Linked DNA regions of Homo sapiens: region 1 is linked to region 2. Evidence: chromatin loops called from intact Hi-C (ENCODE). Cell type or tissue: breast epithelium. All regions are shown on one strand.

Region 1 (5,000 bases), 410 kb before region 2:
TTGCAGTGAGCCGAGATGGCAGCAGTACAGTCCAGCTTTGGCTCGGCATCAGGGGGAGACCGTGGAAAGAGAGGGAGAGGGAGACCGTGGGGAGAGGGAGACCGTGGGGAGAGGGAGACAGTGGGGAGAGGGAGAGGGAGAGGGAGAGGAGGGAGAGGGAGAGGAGGGAGAGGGAGAGGAGGGAGCGCCCTGATTTTCTTCTCCGGGATTGATAGTCCATTGGGGAACTCAACTATTTATTTAAAATTGTGTTTCCCAGGAAATGAGAGTTATGTATATTCAACTGTGGTTTTGTGAATGTCTTTATATTTATGGTGTTTTAAGTCACCAACTTTGCATTATAATTATACGGCAAATTGTTTATTGCTCTTTCTACTCTAATCGTGTTATAGCACATTGTTATTGTATATTTAAAGGCAACATCTACTTGCTTTCAGTTAAAACAAAAGGAAAATAGTCTACTGTATTTATCCAGATCCTGACAATTTCTGCTCCCCTTCTTTCCTGATGTTCCAAGTCTCCTCCTAGCATACAGGCCCTTCTATCTGAACAACTTCTTTCAGCAAGTCTGCTGCTGGCAACAAATTCTTCGTTTTTCATCACCTGAGAATATCTTTATTTCACTTTCATTCCTGAAGGGCATTTTTGCTGGATACAGAATTTGGGTTGACAGTTCTTTTCGGCGCTCTAACAATATCGTTTTACTTTTTCTGGCCTCCACGGTTTCTGATGAGAAATTCAGTCAAATTGTTATTCCCCAATAAGTATGACATTGTTCTTCTCTGGTTGCTTATATGATTTTTTTGTCTTTATTTTCAGCAATTTGGTTATGATGTATCTGGACATGGACTTCTTACTTTTTAGAGTTTATTTTGTTTGGCGGCCACTGAATTTCCTGAATCTATAGGTTTCTATCTTTTGCTAAATGTGGGAGATATTCAGCCATCATTTACTCCAATAGTTGTCTGCATCATATTGTTTCTCCTCTCCTTCTGACACTCCAGTGACAGTGTTATACTTTTTAGTACTGCCCCACATGTTCCTAAGGCTCTGTTCATTTTTTAAACTCATTTTTTTCTCTGTACTATGCAGACTGGATAATTTCTGTTTTTTGTTTTGTTTTGAGACAGAGTGCTCTGTCACCCAGAATGGAGTGCAGTGGCACGATCTCGGCTCACTGCAACCTCCGGCTCCTGGGTTCAAGTGATTCTCCTGTCTCAGCCTCCCAAGTAGCTGGGATTACAGGCACCTGCCACCACACCTGGTTAATTTTTGTATTTTTAGTAGAGATGGGGTTTCGCCACATTGGCCAGGCTGGTCTCGAACTCCTGAGCTCAGGTGATCCACCCGCCTCAGCCTCCCAAAGTGCTGGGATTACAGGTGTGAGCCACCACTCCCAGCCTGGATTGGATAATTTCTATTGATCTTAAAATTCCTTCACTCTTTCCTCTACCATCTCCATTCTGCTATTGAGCCTGTCTGGTTAGTTTATTTCAGTTAGTGTATTTTTCAGTTACAAAATTTCCACTTAATTCTTTTTATAGTTTCTTTTCCTTTACTGATACTTTCTATTTTCCCATCTCAGAAGTGTGCACCCTTACTTGTTGGAGCATTTTTATAATGACTGCTTTAAAGTCTATTGAATAATTCCAACATCTGTGTTATCTCGGCAGTGGTGTCTTGATTATTAAAAGATGATCCTGGCCAGGCGCAGTGGCTCACACCTGTAATCCCAGCACTTTGGGGAGGCTGAGGCAGGCAGATCACTTGAATCCAGGAGTTCAAGACCAGCCTGGGCAACATGGCAAAACCTTGTCTCTACAAAAAATATACAAAATTAGCCAGGTGTGGTGTCACGTGCCTGTAGTCCCGGTTACTCACGAGGCTGAGATGGGAGGATCGCTTGAGCCTGGGAGGCAGATGTTGCAGTGAGCTGAGATGCGCCACTGCACTCCAGCCTGGGGGACAGAGCAAGACCCTATCTCAAAAACAAAAAACAGGCCGGGCGCGGCGGCTCATGCCTGTAATCCTAGCACTTTGGGAGGCCAAGATGGGCGGATCTCTTGAGGTCAGGAGTTCAAAACCAGCCTGGCCAACATAGTGAAACCCTGTCTCTACTAAAAATACAAACAAGTTAGCCAGGCATGGTGACGGGCGCCTGTAATCCCAGCTGCTTGGGAAGCTGAGGCAGGAGAATCACTTGAACCTGGGTGGCAGAGGTTGCAGTGAGCTGAGATCACACCACTGCACTCCAGCCTGGGCAACAGAGCAAGACTCCATCTCAAACAAAACAAAACAAAACAAAAACAAACAAACAAACAAAACAGACACACAAAAAAAGACGATCCTATCTGAACCTATTCTGATTCAGAGGAAATTTTTTTTTTTTAAAGATGATTCTAGTTCTTAAGCCAATTAATTTTGAACTGCATTCTAGACATTTTCAATATTGTGTTAAGAAACTCTGAATTTTCTCTCAACCCTTGGGAGAATGTTGACGTTTTTATCTTAGTAAGCAATTTATGCAGTTAGATTCCACACACAAGTTCCAGCCAGCCTTCTGTGAGTTGTGGTTCCCAAGTCAGCTGTTTTCAAAGCCTTTGAAGCGCTTTTTGGATCCATCCTGCCTGTGCACCATCCAGTGGCCAGTTAGGGAACTGCATGGTGGTCTATCCCAGAGATGAGTTCTCCAAGTCTACGTAAGCTACTCAGCGTCAGATCTGGGTACCCACAACATGACGAGAAGTCTGGGAGTTCATTAACACCTTAAAGGGTTACCTTCCTGAGCTCCTCCTCTCTGCAATCCCCCCAGTACTTTCTAGTTTCCTGGGTCTCCCCTTTTCTGGTTCTCTAGCCACACGCTTCCCACAACTGCATCCATATCTGGGCCAGGTAATGGGGAGAGAGAGAGAATAAAGCATCGGGGGGTTCACACTTTACCCCTTGGAAACAAAATTCTTCTAATCAGCTCCCCTTTTCTGGGAGTCTCAGGCTCCCATCAGCTGCTGCTCTCATAAGAATGCCTGAGGGCTGGGGTGCAAGAGGACAGAGTAAAAAATAAAACTAGGCCTGGGCGCAGCGGCTCATGTCTGTAATCCCAGCGGCTCATGTCTGTAATCCCAGCACTCTGGGAGGCCAAGGCAGGTGGATCACCTGAGGTCAGGAGTTCGAGACCAGCCTGGCCAACATGATGAAACCCCATTTCTACTAAAAATATAAAAATGAGCCGGGGGTGGTGGTGCACGCCTGTAGTCCCAGCTACTCAGGAGGCTGAGGCAGGAGAATCACTTGAACCCAGGAGGTGGAGGTTGCAGTAAGCCAAGATTGCGCCACTGCACTTCAGCCTGGGTGACAGAGTGAGACTCTGTCTCAAAATAAAATATAAATATAAATAAATAAATAAAACTAAAAAATGGGGTTTCTTCATTCTAAGTGTTAGAGACCCATTCGCCAAGTCAGAAGTACAGAGCTTCTCCTGGTGCTCTCTGTCCACATTAAGACCTATTCCTGGGTTTGGGTCTGCCTGAGTTCAGGCTGAGAAATATTGGAAGGGAAAAAAAAATTGGTAAACTCAGTACCAATCCAGTGGTACTTCAAATTCTGGTCTTCTTCCCCAACTCACCTGCCACTGTTTACTTTCCAGAATCTCAAATAGCTGCTCCATGCTTTCTGTTCAGGTTTTATATCTGCATTCATTGGGTGACACCGGGTGGAATGTGCTTATTCCGTCTAACCTGGGACCGGGACCTGTTCACTTCTGTAAGCTCTTTCAAACCCATTTTGCAAAGGCGTAAGGGATAATGAAAGTGAAGTTTTTTCTTGTTATTTTAGAATTTGCCTGTAGGCCAGCAGCCAATTACTTCCACTGACCACCAAGACCTATCCTTGCTGCAATCTACAATGTTTTGAGACTTTTGGAGTACCCCAGACTTCTCAGAGGTGAGGAGAGAAAATGTCACTGTCCTGGATCTGCCTTCTTCTGGGATTCTTGCTTTAAAATCTAAGAGCTGACTTGAAATTCCAGAAGGCCGCCCAAGACATTCCAGGCTATACAAATGCTAACACAACAGGCCATGTACTCATCGGTGCTCACATGACAGGGTTTCATCCAGGACACTGAAACCTACAAGCCTATCCTCCCTGCGGCTATCTTTCCAACAATCAGCAGCACCCTCAGAGTCCAACCAGGACATTAACTTTCCGCTCAACCTCATTTCCAACAACGACGTCAATCCCTACAGCCTATGTACACAGTGTTATGTCGGAAAGAGTTACCGAGTCTGTTGTAAAGCATCCCCACGTATTTTCAGCCCTGAGCCTCTGACACCTGCTCAAATTACAAAGCATCACTTTTACTTTTTAAATGGTCATTTTTGGGCAGGAGGTAGGTCCCAACTGGAGACAGGGCGGCAGCCTGACCGCTGAAGCTTCGAGTCCAGCTGAGATGCCCCAGGGGTGTCCAAGAGAGAGAATACAGTCATGGGTTCTTAGTTTCTGTTTCTGATTGGGCCAGTAAAGCCCCTTCCTCATCCCTCTTTTCCGCTTCTAGATACAGAAAACAAAAACCATAGCTTCAGACTGCTAAAAGCCTCAACAAAGCAGAACAACAAAAAACTAAGGCGGGTTGGACAAGCTTGCCCTAGAGGGTGACAGTGGACAGGGAAGGGCCTTCCAGGCACTCTAACATTTAGAGGATGGGGAAGATGAGGGACCTAGCAAAGGAAACCGAAAAGGTGGGCGAACGGGCAGCCTGGAAGCCGAGGCAAGAAAGTCACTCAAGGAGCCGGGGTAATGCTGCTGATGGCCAAGGAAGACGAGGGCTGAGAACAGACGCTTGCATTTGGTGGCCGGCGGCTGACAGTCACTTGAAACAGGTGACCTCAGAGATAAGAATTGCTTATCACCGCAATTCTTCACAACATTGATCACAACTATAATTATATGTAGAGTTATTTGTTTAAATCTGTCTTTTCCTTGACCCATGGTAAATTCCAACGAAG
Region 2 (5,000 bases):
TTGAGACAGAGTTTTTGCTCTTGTCTCCCAGCCTGGAGTGCAGTGGCGCGATCTCGGCTCACTGCAACCTCCACCTCCCGAGTTCAAGCAATCCTCCTGCCTCAGCCTCCTGAGTAGCTGGGATCACAGGCGCCTGCCACTACACCCAGCTAATTTTTGTATTTTTAGTAGAGATGGAGTTTCACCCTGTTGGCCAAGCTGGTCTTGAACTCCTAACCTCAGGTGATCTGCCTGCCTCGGTCTCCCAAAGTGCTGGAATTACAGGCGTGAACCATGACACCTGACAGGGATCACATTTCAACATGAGATTTGGAGGGGACAAATATCCAAACTCCATCAGGAGGGTAGGGTAGGGGGTACAGTTTTAAACTGGGTACAATTTAAAGGGGTGCAGTTTTAAATAGCAAAAGCCACATTGAGAAAGTGACATCTGAGCAGGAGGTGCAGAAGAGGGCGGTGTGGATGTCTGGGGACCAACCTTACCAAACTTACTGGGCAGCAGTCACTGCAAGTGCAAAGGCCCTGAGGCAGCACCATACCTGGTAAGCTCAGGAGCCAGCAAGGAGATCCCTGTAGCTGGAATGGAGGGAACCAGGGGAAGAACAACAGGAGGGAAGGTTCTAGAGTGGGGGGCAGTGGGCAGATATGGGGCTTTGGAATTTACTCTGAAGGAGATGGGAGCCATTGCAGGATTTTGAGCAAAGAGTGAGGTGATCTGACTTATGTTGTAAGAGGATCCCTCTGACTGCTGTGTTGCTGGGTGGAGAACACACCAGCCCCGGCCGGGGCAGAAGTGGGGAGACCAAGTAGGAGGTGCGTGCAATAGTCCAGGTGAGACATGATGGTGGCTGGGACCTGGGAATAGCAGTGGGGGTGGTGACATATGGTCGGGCTTGAATGTGTTTTGCAGGAAGAGCTGACGGAAACTGCTGATGAATTTGATGTGCTGTTTGAGCCGTGGGGAGTCAGGGATGATGATGTGGTCTAGGTGCAATGTGCACAGGCCCGTGTTGATACAAAGCATTTATTTCATTTCCCCTTGGTCTCTTCTAATGGCTGGTCTGAGTTGGTTTCTTTTTCCTCCTCAACTGTTTTCTGAGCTGTACCAGCACTGAGAGTGTCCATCCTGGCCTTGGGGACACACCCTTTTGTGGCTAGGGTTGGGGGAGGGGATTCCTCATTGCAGTGAAGTTGGGGGAGTCTCCTGGGTTGGGGGAAGTGTCTGGGCAGCTTCTGTGACAATCTCAGATGAAAGTTCAGCTTCACTTCACGGGGGTTGGCATTTCACTGCAGGGACAGACTACAGCCTAGAAACATTTCTTTCTAAGAACAGGCTCTGGCGTGCCCAGCCCGAAGAGGCTATTTTAGGTTTTGGGTTCTGTTACTTTGGTTACTAGTAGCAAATTGTTGTCAGAAAAAAAGCTGATGCCAAATGTGTATCCCCCCGCCAACCCCCACTCTGAAGAGATGTTCTGCAAAATGCTTCTCATTTGAATCAAAGCTCTGTCATGAAAAACGCAGGTTCCAGAGGGGCCTATACAGCAACGTGGACTCTTTCAGATCATGCTAGTGTTCTCTGGCATTGATGCTCCTCGAAACGGCCATCGCTACCCTTGCGAAGTGTAGTGTGTGCCCTCGCCCTTCTTCATCAGACTTGTCCCAGGTGACTCACAAGGAGCAACAGCCTGACCTCTGCAGGTGTGAGAGTTTGCGATAGGGGCCCACCAGCGCCATCTCCCATTCAGTCTGCACCCTGTGACATCAGCACTCTTCGTCCTCCTGAGCAAGTGGGACAGTTCTGGGGGACTTCCTCTTGCTTTAATGGGCGAACTGCTTGAGACTACGTCCAGTGCCAAACAGTCTTCCCGATCAGCAGCATGGACCCTGGCATACTCCTACCTCCAAACCTTCTATGGCTACCCAGTGTCTCTCAGGAAACCTCATCCTCAGCCTGCATTGCAAACAATTCAGGGTTTAGCCCCAACTTGCTTTTTTGGCCGTACCTCCCACATGCTTGTACTACATTCCTTCCAGCAACTGCAAACAGGCCCCATGGCTCCCCATCCTCACCCCCCTTTCCTCCTCTGTGTGTCTCTTCTGCCTAGAATGAGCTGGCTTCCTTTGGCCACCACCCTTGCACGACTGGATCCTTCAAGTCCCTTCCTACCTCAAGCCCTTTGCACGTGCTGACCCTCCTGCCTGGAAGCACTGCCTCCACTCTGTGCAGTGGACTGCTATTCCTCCTTTGTGTCTTGCACATGGAAGGCCAAAGAGAGCGTCTGTGAACCTCCCCTCTCTACAGCATTGATGGCTGTATAGAATTCAATAGTAACGTGTGCATTTGGTTAACATCTTCCTCACCCGCTACACCATACGCTCCGTGAGACTTCGTTTTGTTCACTACCAGATTTGGCACCTGGGAGAAAGGAGGGGCTGTCTACCTTCCGTCGAAAGAATAAATGAATGTATTATTACCTGCATGCCTGTCTCCCTTGCACACTCAAGGAAATGGGCCATGCCCTGGTGTGTGCAGAAAGCTCAGCTGAGGGGCTCATCCCACCTCCACAGCTCACCTGCAGTGTGAGCAAGTCACTTAACCCTGGGGCAGGGACGATGCATCCCATGGCTCCTGGCAGCCTGACCCAGAGCCTCCAGGTTCTAACCTTTAAAATGGGGATATTTATGCCTATTCATAGGGTTGTTGTAAATATGAAACTAGGCCATGCCAAGTGACTGCCCGGGACCTGACCCAGGTCCACCCCACCTCAGGCTGTAAGGCTACCCGTGGGACATGTATTTATCAGGAAACCCCGCCATGCCCTGACGCTGTGCCAGGCAGAGGGCTGGGAACTGAGAGAACAGGGGCTGATGCTGCTGCAGGATGACCTCGTGTTGGAAGACAGGCACTGCCCCGGGGAGAGGCTGCTCTGGGGCTTTTGGGGCTCCTGGGAGGACCCTGGAGGCCTTCCTGGAGGTGGAGGTGACGAAATTGGACTTTCAAGGCCAAGAAGGAAGAGGGAGGGGGTCAGAGGCTTAGAAGGCAGATCCCTCCTGCTAGGTGAGGTGTAGAGGGGCTAGGGTGCAGCTCACGGGCCTAGAACTGGGCTAAGGTGGGGTGGGGTGGCCTGACCTTTGGCCTGGGGCCTGCAGCACTCTTTCCTTCCCTCTGCTCTCCTTCTTCTGCTCCCTGGAGAGCCTATCCTTAGCCATCCCTGCTCCTCTCCCTTCCTGGGAGGGGAGGGTAGGAGAGGGGGGAGTGGGGGGATTAACGTGTGTCCCTGTGGCTGTCTGCTTCCACTTTGTGCACATTGGCATCACGGGGTTCTGTGCTCAGTTAGGGTGAGGCAGCTGGGACCCCAAGAGGGCCAGCGGCCCCTCGTGCCTTAGGATCACCGTGGGAGCACGCTCTCTCCTCCCTCCTTGGATGGGCTTCTCTAGCCCTGGCCCTTCCCGCGGGACGTCCAGCCTCCTCCTCTCGGCGTGGCTGATTGCTCTTCCTCCTTCGTCTGTTGCACGTGGAAGGTCGGAGGGCGTGGCTGTGAAGCTCCCGTTCCTCCTCATGGCATTGATTGCTGTCCCCTTCGCACCCGGTGGGGGGGCGGGGGTGGGCAGCGACCCCAGCTCCCAGCAGGGCGGGTCTGGGGAAGGGCAGGATGCAAAGGGGCTCAAACCAGAATCGCAATCTGGAGCTGAGCCCCGCCTTGGCCGCTTACTCCGCCTGAGTCCCTTTCCCTCTCCGTGCCTCAGTTTCTCCTCAGTAAAATGGGCATCGCCATCAGGCAGGCGGCCCTCGCGCGGTGACGGCTGGCGGAGGCGGCTGCCGCTGGACCGGTGGGTGGGGCAGAAAGGGACGCTTCGGTCCGTGGCGACAGCCCCAGCGCCCGCACCCACACCCCGCCCCGCGCCCGCACCCCGCGCCTCTTACCCGGTGCCCGGCCCCGCGCCCCGCGATCCGCGCCCTGCGATCCGCGCCTCGCGATCGTCGCCCCGCGCCCACCCTCGGCGCCCGCAGCCGCACCCCGCGCCCCGCACCCGCGCTCCGGGCGGAGCCTTCTGGGCGCGCCTCCCCGCCCGCCCGCCCGCGCAGGGAGCCGAGCCCGGAGGAGGCGGAGGAGGAGCGGCCGCCGCGCCCGGCCCCCCGCAGCCGCCCGGAGGACGCCCGTCGCGGTCGCAGCCTGCGGAGCCGCCCATGGCCCAGCAGCCGGGTTAGCCTCGCCGCGCGCCCCCGCCCCCCGCCCCCCGCCCCGGGCCCGCGCTCACGCGCCCTTGCTGTTTTGCCAGCTGACCGCGCCCCCGCCGCGCCCGCCGCGCCCGCCGCCGACCAGGGCTCCTGGTGCCTGTGCCAGCTCAATGGGGCCGCCGACCTCGAAGTTTCCGAAGGTAAGCGCGGGCTGCAGGGCGCCCGGCCCCGCCGCTCCGGAGCCGCCTCGCGCCCACCCCGCCTCACCCCCAGCCCCGCAGGACCTCACCCTGCCCGGGGACGCGGCCCTCGGGTGCGGGACTCCCGCGACTGGAGGAGAGGGCGCGTCTTCGCGGGCCAGAAGCGAGACTCAGAGAGCCCGGGCACCGACCCCGGGGCGGTCCTGGGGCAGGGCTGGCTCTGCTAGGGTCCGAAGTGCCGGGGTCCCTCCGGAGCGCGTGCTCTCGGGGTCTTGAGGGAACCCGACAGAACCGGCTTGGAACCCTGCCTCCAGCACTTGCTCGCCGCGCGAGCCAGGGCAGATCGCTCCACCGGTGTCAGCCACAGCGTCTCGGCCGAGAACCGGCGCGCTCGAGCCCCCCCTCGCTGCCCGGCTGAAGGTGCGGGCGCGGGGTCCGGCTCGGAGTCCGGGGTAAGACCCAATGCGGCGGAGTTCAGTCCCGGCCGCGGGTACCATCCAGCAGCGTCTACGCGCTCCTCCCGCTGCCCGCGCCGGTGGGTGCTGAGTCAGGCCCGGCTGCTGCTCTGGTTTGGAGAAGCCTTTTTTTTTTTTTTTTGGCTGGCAGGGACAGTCCATGAC

The links. Peaks named below come from ENCODE experiments on the same cell type or tissue, not always from the same donor. Only the 100,000 strongest peaks of a DNase experiment are listed, where the experiment ranks them.
Region 1: it touches region 2 in a loop (19-fold over the local background); 2 of 110 quality-filtered maps call a loop at or near these places.

Annotation. Positions count from the first base shown.
Region 1 is chr4:6,972,213-6,977,212 of GRCh38, reverse strand. All of the region lies in intron 3 of TBC1D14 (TBC1 domain family member 14), which reads right to left. Among named protein-coding and RNA genes, the nearest start is that of TBC1D14, 65 kb to the right of the region's middle. RefSeq lists enhancers at 3,244-3,882, 3,883-4,520 and a silencer at 3,977-4,271. In breast epithelium, a CTCF peak has its summit at 2,656 (motif pointing left); a DNase peak (open chromatin) is centred at 2,632.
Region 2 is chr4:6,562,940-6,567,939 of GRCh38, reverse strand. It overlaps a transcript of PPP2R2C not described here. Among named protein-coding and RNA genes, the nearest start is that of MAN2B2, 9.7 kb to the left of the region's middle. In breast epithelium, no CTCF peak of the experiment used is centred here; a DNase peak (open chromatin) is centred at 2,050; H3K4me3 peaks cover 1,796 bases; H3K27me3 peaks cover 2,121 bases.